Linked DNA regions of Homo sapiens: region 2 is linked to region 1. The links are chromatin loops, found by intact Hi-C in ENCODE. Cell type or tissue: HCT116. All regions are shown on one strand. Each heading gives the region's core, and the rest is flanking DNA. Links, peaks and the distances in the headings are about the cores only.

Evidence for each region. Peaks named below come from ENCODE experiments on the same cell type or tissue, not always from the same donor. Only the 100,000 strongest peaks of a DNase experiment are listed, where the experiment ranks them.
Region 2: a loop joins it to region 1, with 4 times the contacts of the local background. A loop is called at or near these places in 43 of 110 quality-filtered maps.

The regions. Positions count from the first base shown.
Region 1 is chr3:36,956,123-36,961,880 of GRCh38, reverse strand. No RefSeq gene overlaps it. Among named protein-coding and RNA genes, the nearest start is that of TRANK1, 14 kb to the right of the region's middle. In HCT116, for the core only: a CTCF peak has its summit at 2,976; a DNase peak (open chromatin) is centred at 3,000.
Region 2 is chr3:36,739,036-36,744,793 of GRCh38, reverse strand. It overlaps DCLK3 (doublecortin like kinase 3), which reads left to right. Exons shown (of 5, transcript NM_001394672.2): 2 at 5,710-5,758. Among named protein-coding and RNA genes, the nearest start is that of DCLK3, 23 kb to the left of the region's middle. In HCT116, for the core only: a CTCF peak has its summit at 3,317 (motif pointing left); a DNase peak (open chromatin) is centred at 3,323.

The sequences.
Region 1 (5,758 bases), core at 2,036-4,535:
ATGCCTGCAATTCCAGCTCCTTGGGAGGCTGAGGTAGGAGAATGGCTTGAACCCAGGAGGCAAAAGTTGCAGTGAGCCAAGATCACGCCATTGCACTCCAGCCTGGGCAACAAGAGTGAAACTCAGTCTAAAAAAAAAAAAAAAAAAAAATATATATATATATATATATATATATGTATAAAAATTAGCTGGGTGTGGTGGTGTATGCTTGTAGTCCCAGCTACCCAGGAGGCTGAGGCATGAGAATCGCTTGAACCCGGGAGGCAGAGGTTGCAGCGAGCCGAGATCGTGCCACCGCACTACAGCCTGGGGGATAGAACAAGACTCTGTCTCCAAAAAATAAAAATAAGAAATATAATAAAATTTTATCTTGGTCTATTAAGGCTGCTGTAACAAAATACCGTAGACTGGGTAATTTGTAAATAATAGAAATTTAAGGCTGGGCACGGTGGCTCATGCCTGTAATCCCAACACTTTGGGAGGCTGAGGCGGGTGGATCACCTGAGGTCAGGAGTTTGAGACCAGCCTGGCCAACATGACAAAACCCTGTCCCTACTAAAAATACAAAATTAGCTGGGTATGGTGGTGCATGCCTGTAATTCCAGCTACTCGGGAGGCTGAGGCAGGAGAATCACCTAAGCCTGGGAGGCAGAGGTTGCTGTCAGCCGAGATTGTACCGCTGAACTCCAGCCTGGATGACAGAGCAAGACTACGTCTCAATACATACATACATAAAAATAAATAGAAATTGATTTCTCACAGTTCTGGAGGTTGGGAAGTCCAAGATCAAGGCACCAGCAGGTTTGGTGTCTGGTGATGGCTTGCTCTCTGCTTCATCAATGGCACCTCTTTGCTACATCCTCACATGGTGGAAATGTAGAAGGGCAAAGAGGACTAACAGACTCCCTCAAACCCTTCTATAAGGCTAATCCCTCATGGATGGGATTAGTCATGACCCAATCACCTCGTAAAGGCCCTGCCTCTTACTACTATTGCATTGGAGATTTTCAATATGAATTTTGGAGGGACACAAACATTCAAACCATATCAAATGAATATCCAAGTACCTTATTTTCCTTGGAGTGGTTGTAAATGGTACTGCATTTTGTTGTTGTTGTTTTTGTTTGTTCGTTTTTGTTTTGAGACAGGGTCTTGCTCTGTTGCCCAGGCTGGAGTGCAGTGGCACAATCTTAGCCCACTGCAGCCTCGACTTCCTGGGCTCAAGCTCTCCTCTCACCTCAGGCTTCTGAGTAGCTGGAACTACAGGCACACGCCACCATGCCAGTGAATTTTTGTATTTTTTGTAGAGACAGGGTTTCGTCATGTTGCCCAGGCTAGTGTTGAACTCCTGACCTCAAGTGTTTCACCTGCTTAGGCCTCCCAAAGTGCTTGGATTATAGATGTAAGCCACCGTGACCAGTGGTTCTGTGGACCAGTGGTTCTGTGTTTGAAAGTATGGGTTTTTTTTTTCTTTTTTTTTTTTTTTTTGAGACGGAGTTTCACTCTTTCGCCCAGGCTGGAGTGCAGTGGCATGAGCTCGACTAGTGCAACCTCCTCCTTCCGGTTTCAAGCGATTCTCCTGCCTCAGCCTCCAGAGTAGCTGGGATTGCAGGTGCCCGCCACCAAGCCTGGCTAATTTTTGTAATTTTTTTCTGTTTCCAAGACCATCTCTATTACTTCTGGGGACATATTTTTTATGTTTATTTATCTTTGTCTTTCATGAATAGTTTTTCCTCAAATATGTGGAGTCCCTTGGTTGACTAATCATATCTAACAATGAAGAGACAGGGAGGCTGAATGAGCTGGCTCTGCACACATTAAGCTAGTTGAATGGGTTTAATTGGCAAGGAGATGGGGAGGGAGCCAAATGCCATAAAGAGAAGGGCTTTACTCGGCACATACCTCTTTTCTAGCTGGCATATTGCCACCATGAAGGCCGAATCTTCCTGAGTGAAGCTCTGGAAACACTGTGTCTGAATCCCACACTTTTCATTACATGAGCCAGTACATCTCCATTTAAGCTAATTTGAGTCAAGTTCTCTTTTACTTAAAACCAAAAGCATTTTAACCTGCTTTAAATTTCCTTCACTTAACCTGAAATACATCTCTTTCCATATCAGATAGTGTCCAACAATTCCTTATGGCTAATGGTCCATGGAGAGTAAAAACAAAGCCAGATCTTTTGTTTTGTTTTTTCAAAAAAAAAAAACAAAAAAACAAAAAAACAGAGTTTTGCTCTGTCGCCCAGGCTGGAGTGCAGTAGTGCAATCTTGGCTCACTGCAACCTCCGCTGCCTGGGTTCAAGTGATTCTTCTGCCTTCTGAGTAGCTGGGATTATAGGCATGCACCACCACTGCTGGCTATTTTTATATTTTTAGTAGAGACGAGGTTTGGCCATGTTGGCCAGGCTGGTCTCGAACTCCTGACCTCAAGTGATCCGCCCGCCTTGGTCTCCCAAAGTGTTGGGATTACAGGCGTGAGCCATCGCACCTGGCCAGGATAGTTATTTTGAATTGTTTGCTAATCATTAATAGTCACTGTTTTAGGGCGGTGGAATTATGGGTGAAAAATTTCTACTCTCACTTTTCTGAAAAAGTGATAAAATGTTTTTGGAACTTTAAAAAACAAACGTGCTATATCATCTTTATATAAGTCCACTAAGCAGAGATTTTTTTAAAGCACCTGCAGTATGTAAGGCCCTATGGAGGAAGCAAAGTTGAATAAACCTCTGTTCCTAAAGAGGAGGAAAACACAGAAGGAATACACATGAAGGAGGGAGGGCCTGGTTGATTGTGAACTGAGTTGCGTATGGTCTTCTTTGCTTGACCCCAGCTAATGTAAAGATAAATCTCTGTATGATATTTAGATGTCATTAAAGTTGGATCTGTAAACGTGCTGAGCTTGAGAACAATTTCCATCCACTTATGTTAAGGTAAAATGTGAGCCTGCCAGTAAGTCATGTAGCTGCACACTCCCACCGCACGGTGGCGGCATACCTAAATGGAAGGAGCAGCTCCTAGTGTAAAGTCTCTGCAGGACTGAAGCTAGGGAAAAGAAGCAACAGTGATATCACCATAGGAAACAAACACCTTTACAAGTGTGGCAGTGGTTCAAGATGGCTGTCAGCAGAGTCCTCGAAGCACTTTCTTATTCTTATCCCACCACCTCAGTTGTCCCTACACAACTGTCTCCTCACAGTTCCCCTTTAAGAATACTTTATTATAATTATTTTATTTCATTTGTTGTCTTACTTGCCACCCCTACCGTTCTCGCTGTCAGAGACCACCGCAGGCTTTCTGACCTTTGGGACTTTAGTTTCATTTCCAGACTGTTCTTCCTTTTTCCTCCCCTTACCTATGAGAATTAGTTTCCCAGTTCAAATGCAAATTCCTTAGCCATCCTGCTGAAAATTGTTTTCCTCCACTCCTAAGCTCTTATGATGATAAACTTATTGTCATGAATACTAATTTGTAATTATATCTAGTAGCTTCCTGACATTGGTTTAATTACTGATCTGTGCTGTTTATTCATTCATTCCACAAGCATTGTGTCAGTAAAGTGCCAGGGAGCTGGGAACACAGAATGAACAAGATAAAATCCTAGACTTTGAGGTGCTCACCCTCTAGTGACAGATGACAGACAGTTATAAAATGATGTGATAAGGGCTGTAATAGAGGCATGAATAAGGAGTATTGAGCAGGGAGTGGTGAAAATGGGGAGGCTGGGCTGTCTATCTGGGAAAGTCCAGGTTTACACATGGGAGGTGATGATAAAGATGAGTCATGAAGGTCTCATCACAAGTTTTGGAGTTTGCCAGATAGAAGGAGGTGGGAATGTCATATCAGGCCACAAAAATAACAATTCATGAAAATACCACTAGTTCTTCAAACTGGAGTTCAGTAAGTTCAGGGCAAACCAGGTGTAGGATAGCTTCAGGCTTCCTCAGCTTGCCAACTAGATCTGATAGAGGTAGTTGGTTTTATTTGTGGTAATAAACTTGCCAAACTCTCTGGCTTGTCTGTGGCTGAGTTTTATTTGGTAGACACTGTGTCGAAATTTTGAATTAGTTGAACAGGAACTTTCACATAATTAAATCAAGTTTTCCAGTTTCTATCAGAAAATCAAAAGTTTTTTGACATCAAGCCCACCATCTCCATGGCAACAATTAGCTGGAGCCACTTTAGAAGGAGTCTGGCTGTCCCAGTTTGCTGTAGACCTTACCTCTCCCGGGCACTTATACCTACCTGGCCAGACACATTTAGTTGTGATATTTGCCTGACCTCTGTAGACAGCTGAATGTGACCTCTGTTTTGAGACATCTGGGGGCCCCAGTTACAGGAGTAAGCCAGGATTCTTTTTTTTTTCTTATTATACTTTAAGTTGTAGGGTGCATGTGCACAATGTGCAGGTTTGTTACATATGTATACAAGTGCCATGTTGGTGTGCTGCACCCATTAACTTGTCATTTACATTAAGTATATCTCCTAATGCTTTCCCTCCTCCCTCCCCCCATAAGTCAGGATTCTTAAGAAATCTGGTGCAGATCCCCTTTGTGGAGGTGATAATGAAGGGGAAGAAGGAAGGGGGAGCAGGAGTTGACCCAGCTGCTGAGGTTGGTTGTGTAGAGCGCCACCCAGAGGGGGATGGGTCAGAGCACAAAAAGAGAAACAGGCAGTAGTCCCTGTGGCTGGGGCCTACAGGAGGAACAGAGTGATGCATGAAGATGCCCAGGACCTATTCCTTGGACATTAATCCTGACCTGTGGGGGTAAGAGTGATAGGTCCACCCCTGACTGTCCTGGGAGCTGGGGCAAGAGTTCAAATGGAGATCCAGAGCCCATAGCCTGCTCCCTTTCTCTTCATATCCTCACCTCTGTCCCATAGAATAAAGTACACATGTGTGTGGACACCCGAGGCCATAAATCCAAGTTCTGTCCACAGCTTCCCTAGTTGCTGGCAAATAGCTGGCCCTTGGTCAATCGTTGAACCTGGGGGTATGTGCACTGCTACGTGGCCCACTCTCAGAAAGATAGACACAAGAACCAGGCCTGACCAGACTCTTAAACAAGTCTCAGAGCTGTTTTGGCAGGAAATTTTGGGGTCTAGGTACCCCAAATGTGTTCTAGAAGCTAGGTGTGGACTCTAGATGGGCACATCCCCTTGGGCTGGTAGACTCCTCATCCCCTATGGAGGGGCATAGTCAGAAGAGAGCCAGAGTCCTAGAGCCTTATAAATTCGAGGGCAAGGGCTGAAATATTGTCAGGAACAGGGATGCACTTGGGTTACTATGGGTAATGGGGTCTGCATTAGTGTGCTAGGCCTACTGTAACAGAGTACCACAAATGGGTGGCTTCAAACAACAGATACTTATTCTCTCACAGTTCTGGAGGCTAGACGTCCAAAATTAAGGTGTTGTCAGGATTCATTCTTTCTGAGGGCTCTGAGGGAGAATCTATTCCACACCTCTCTCCTGGCTTCTGGCGACAGCTGGCAACGGTTGGCTTGCAGATACATCACTCTAATCTCTGCCTCCATCTTCATGTGGCATTCTCTGTTTCTCTGTGTCTGCACATGGCCATTTTCTTAAAAGGATACAAGTCATATTACATTAGGGGCTCCCCCTATTCCAGAATGACCTCATTTTAACTAATTATACCTGCAACAACCCTACTTGCAAATAAGGCCATATTCTGAAGTAGTGGGAGTGAAGACTTCAACATATCCTTACTGGGGGGCACAGTTCAGCCCACAAGAGAGTC
Region 2 (5,758 bases), core at 1,977-4,476, 220 kb after region 1:
TTTATTTCAATCACTGTGTGAATGACAAATGCATCCTGCTGGGTCACATTTAGCATCATATTCTCTTTGGCCTTGAGATGTACATGTACTTGGAGGAAACTCAAGGTTACAGGACTTATTTTCTTTATGAACATGTGAAAAATAAGCACAAGTTGAGTGCTCACTCTAGGCAGAGCAATGCACTGGACATCCTCAGCAATAAGTAAGACATTAATGCCATTTGGCAGGTGGTGAAACTGAGGTTCATAGGGATTAATTAATGTTCCCATGGTCACACAGCTAATAACAGCTTGGCAGAAGTCCTCTGACCCATGGTCAGTGTTCTTTGCGCTAAAACAAAGCTTTCTCAACCTGAAGCAACGTACTGCTGTCCCCTACCTCTATGAGTTGTTCTTCAGAAATGCTACTTTGTCAAATTTCCTGTCGCAGATGGATGTTTGTGATTATATTTTCTTTTCACCTCACTTATCTAATGTATTCAGGAGGTCTTTTGTGTGATGTTTGCTGGAGCTGCAATTAGCAATGCTCAGTTATTTACAGTGAGAGCTGGAAGACTGAAGCTAGATATTTGTGTTTGATGTTAGGGTTGGGAATTTGTTCTCCAAATCTTGTGTGCTTGCTCTCTGTACTGGGGCAGAGTTGGGGGGTTTGCATAAACCCTGGTCTCTGCTTTTGGAGAGCTTACAGTTTAGTTGAGAGGGAGAATGTTTACACCTACTAAGATGAAGTAACAATTAGCTGAGATGTGCAGCAGGCAAAACCATATGTTCCACATTCTGTGCTAGGTATTGGTCTCAGGCATTTGTGCTAAATTTTGCTTTAATGAATGAGCAGGTCTTCAGGGGAGGGAGCTATCACTGCGAACTTACGAGGACAGAGAAGGTTTGGGAGTAGAGATGGGTCTTAGGCTTTACAAGATGGTGAGGCTTGGATTGGTGGGGGAGTGGAGGTGGAGTGGGTTGGAATTGTGAAGGGCCTTATGTGTCAAGCAGAGGAATTTGGGTTTGGAACTCAAGGAGGCTAATAAGGAGCTACTGTAGGTTATTGAGCAGATGGATGGCTTATCAAAAGTAGTGCTTGCTCTTCTGTATATGTGGGGTTAGATTGGCATTGAGGAGAGACCCTGTAAACATTTGTATTTTGGTGTAATGAAGTAGAAGCAGCAGTTTTGTCAAGTCCAGGTCAATTTATTTTGCTGTAGCAAGTTAACAGAAAAATAAGGTGTTAATAAGAAAAAAATAAGATGTTAATAAGAACATATTTTCCCTGTGTTACTTCCTGGGACATGGTTGCCTTGGTGGCTGAAGACAGAATTAGCATGTTTAATTTTTACTATCTATGGCTTCATAAACAATTTACTGTTGATATAGGGACAGAATATGGATTATTATCCTAGATTATACAGGTTGAGTGAGTCTCCCTTATCCAAAATGCTTGGGACCAAAAGTGGTTTTTTATTATTTTATTTTATTTTATTTTGTTTTATTTTTTTATTTCAAGGAGTTTTTTTTTTTTTTTTTGGATTTTGGGATATTTGCATTATACTTACCAGTTGAGCATCCCAGCTCTGAAAATCTGAAGTCTGAAATGCTCCAATGATCATTTCCTTTGGTAGGAATGTCAGTGCTCAAAAAGTTTGCAGGCTTTGGAGCATTTTAGATTTTGTATTTTTGGTTTTGGGATACTCAACCGGTATGAGGGTGAGCCACATGAAATTTGTTTTTTTATGGTTCAAAATTGGTAGAACTACCAGCAATTTCATATGGTTCCATTTTACTGATTTTGTAAGTAAAGGTGTTGCTGGAGCTGAGTGGACTCGGGCAGGCCTGTGGCTTTCTAGTAAGGTTGATTGGGTTAGGTTCTGGACAGTGGTGCTTAGTGGGAGACTGAAAGTACTCTGTGTGCAGTTGTCCTGGGGCATGAGCACGTTCCCGGAGACTGAGCCCCAGGCCTAAAGGATATGCTGTGCTCTTTCTGCTGTTTGCTCTCCCTGCCCATGGACCAGGCATTCATAGTCTTCTTATTTTTTTCCTCTTACCTGTAAAGAAGAAAATTTTGCTCTAGACTACTTTAAAAGAGGAAAGAGGTCTTGTGGAAGAGAAGATAAAAATCAGTGCATCCGAAGGTTGCATTTTCCTGGTGCTTCCCAGTAGCTTGAAGCAGTCATAGCTAGAAGAAGTGCAATTTCAGTAGGACCCAGTTATGCTGAGGAGGTGGAGACTGAATTGTCACTTTTGCTGCAGACCAAGGAGCTTTTGAATAAGCTTGTGAATGCCCAGGCAGTGGAATGAGCATGTCTGATGTTGGTGTGATGGAGGCTGAGCTGTTCTCTCTTTACATCCTTTTACGCCATGCCCTGGGATGGAGGCTGTTCTTATGGAGCTTATTCTTTGTTCAGGGATGGGATGTTCCCAGATTGTTCTCCTAACCACTAGGGATCAGGGCAAGTTTTGAGGTAGGGTCTGCTGAAATTGGCTGAGCACAGAAATCCCAGAGAACACATCCCCTCTTCTCCCTACCCAGCTCTGGGTACCATTGTGCCAAGTCATCCATTACCACACTCAGATTCTACAGTTCCAATGTTTGGGAACTTGAGGCCACTGGTCCTATTGTAATTTGGGCCTCTTTGTCACTCTATGTCAACACTCAATACATAAAGCCCATTACTGTCAGTCCTGTTTCATGAACACTGCTTTATGCCTCCCTGACATCCCATCTTGGACCTTTTAGGAGGGTTCAGGGGCTTTCCTGAACCTCCTTCTATGCTAAATGTTCAAACATCCTTAAGGTATTCACTGAATGTTCCTTTGTCCTATTGGTTCTCCCCTGAGGATCCCTCTCCTATTTCTTCCCTGTAATGGATAATTCTTCCTTTCCAGGGACTATAGATTTTGAAGGTAGAGCTCAGAATTTAGCTCCCCAGGTCTGCTTCAGAGCTATTATTTTTCTTCCCTCCTATAACACCTTTCCTTAGCTGAGGCTTATATCATCCCATGATACAATATACACCCTTGCTTTGCCACTGTCATATAGTGGCTGACCATTCATTTCTCCATGTTACCAGTGTCTTCCTCTCCACATTGAGTCTTACCTTCATCTGTGCTGACCTCAGCGGCCGTGTGGACAACTGGTCCAGCCCTATGTCATGGTTCCTTTGCTATGTACTGGGTGGCCTCTACCTCATTAGGTGTTGAAAACCCAACTCAAATCTTGTCTTCCTAGCACTCTTGGTTGCTCATTCTCCTGGTACTTCCATTGGATTTCATTACATCCTCTTTATGCCTCTAGGTTTTCCTGGTAGGTCTGCCCTCTTGTGACCACAGCCAGCAGTTGATCCTTTGGGCCTGCCTATCCTTTTCCCACATCTGCTTGGAAAAGCCTCAGTCCAGGATATAGGCTAAAATCTCTTTCTCTGTCCCTATACAGGGTCTTCTGAGAAAATAATCAGGACTTCATTTACTTAGTCTGACAGTATGTATCAAGGATCCTACTGTGTGTGAAGCACATAAGAAAAACCAACAAGAACACCAGCCCTTTTGTGCACATGCGTTTGACAGTCACCTTCCTGACACCCTTCCTCAGTTCCCCAATGCAGGAAATACAAACTAGTATTCCTTCTGTAGCTCTCTTTCTTTCTCTCAACATCAGCTATCTCAGACAAAAATGGAGGCAGATTAATTAAAGAGGCTGTGAGAAGAAAGGGATAACAGATGTCCATATGTAGTTTAACTGTAAATGTGATTGTTAAGCTCATAAATTTGTGGTGTGTGGGAAGATCAGTATCAGCCACTACCTTGTCATCTCATCTGACACCTGCGTCTAGATGGAAATCATCTCAGAACAGATTGTACATTATAATTAAAAAACAAAAAACATTCTGTGTAGATTTGCTGGGCCAAAATCTCATCCTGGCACAACTGGAGTTTCTGCTACAGTTGATTCAAATACACGTATAAATGATTATTTTAAATTTCTTTTTAAAGGAAGCATAAACAGCAGATTCTTCCATGTAGGATATGACATATGGGTCCTGCAGGGTAACTTTAATAATTGTCATCCTACCATTGTGGCTTAACTGAGTTATACTTTCTGTTCTTTTCCAATTTCTCTTCCTGACCTGGATAGAAATTGAGGAAATTAAACCACTCCTGCCTCACCTGTTTTACTCTGGCTGGGTATAGTCAATTAGGAAATACAAAAGTCTTGTTTTATTCATGTACATTCTCATTATTTAAGCTCTGAACCTTGGTTTCTTTACATTTTTTAAATAAGAAGAGGGAAAACCATCTGGACAAGGAAGTTTTTACACCTAGATTGAAACCTTCTTCAATTTTCCTATACTAACTCTAATGCAAGTGAATCTCAGTCAGAGCTTTAAGAAATACCTACCACATCATGTGGGTCCATGAGTTCTTGTGATGCCAGAAGAAGCTGTGCACAGTAGACTTCTACCTTATTGATAGATTATACTACTAATACAGTGAAATTATAATATAAAATAGATATTAAGATCACAAGGACAGTGTTAATAACTAGCAACTATTATGTCCTTACTATGTGTCAGGCACTCTCTTAGGTAAGTTGTAATTTGATCATTTATTCTTCACAAAAACCCTGGGAGGGAGGTGTAGCATTCTTACTTTATAAATGAAAAAAAAAAAAAAAAAAAAAGAAATGCAAATAATTTGTCCAGGTTCACACAAGCAGTCCATGGCCATGCCAGGATTTAAATCCAGATCTGTCTCAAATCCTGTGACCATAACCTCTTCGCATACTGCTCCACCTTGAGTGAGTTCAAAGTCAAGCTGAAAAAAAATGTTCTTGGCAAAGAGATGGGTAAGATTGGGTTTTTCAAAATTCTGGAATGTTCCTGCCTCTTGTTGGTGTTTCATGGGCAGCAAACCTGGCCCTTCAAAGTTCTAGAATGTTCCTGACTCTTGTTGGTGTTTCATGGGCAGCAAAACTGGCCCTTTTTATCTCAGCTGTAGATCCTTGAAGGTCAGTTCACTTTGGGGTAGCTGGAGTTGTGTTTACAGAGTCAGGCCTCACCGTGAGAGGGCTCCTGTATTAGTCCCTTTTCATGCTGCTTATAGAGACATACCTGAGACTGGGCAATTTGCAGAGAAAGGTTTTCTTGGACTTACAGTTAGTTCCACGTGGCTGGGGAAGCCTCACAATCATGGCGGAAGGCAAGGAAGGGCAAGTCCCATCTTACATGGATGGCAGCAGGCAAAGAGAGAATGAGGAAGATGCAAAAGCGGAAACCCCTGATGTAACCATCAGATCTTATGAGATTTATTCACTACCATGGAACAGTATGGGGGAAACTGCCCCCATGATTCAATTATCTCCCACTAGGTTTCTCCCACAATACATGGGAATTATGGGAGTACAATTCAAGATGAGATTTGGGTGGGGACACAGAGCCAAACTGTATCAGCTCCTGAGGTGTGGCCCATCCTGGGGGCCCCTGTGAGGCCTACAGGAATCACTGCAAGCCCAATGCTTACTCTGTTCTGCACTCCTGGTGTAGAGGAGACTGGGAATTAGACCTAAGTATAAAGGCTCTGTCATTTCTAACAGACTCTCAGGAACCACACTTATAAACTGTAATGCTAGAGTCAGTCATCTTTAGTAAAGTTTTGGTGAAGGCTGAGGGCTCTCTGAACCCATCTTAACTAATACTCTGTTGTCCTTTTCTTGTTGCAGGACAGCAAGGCCTATGTGACCATTCTCTAAAATATTTAAGCTCGAGAAT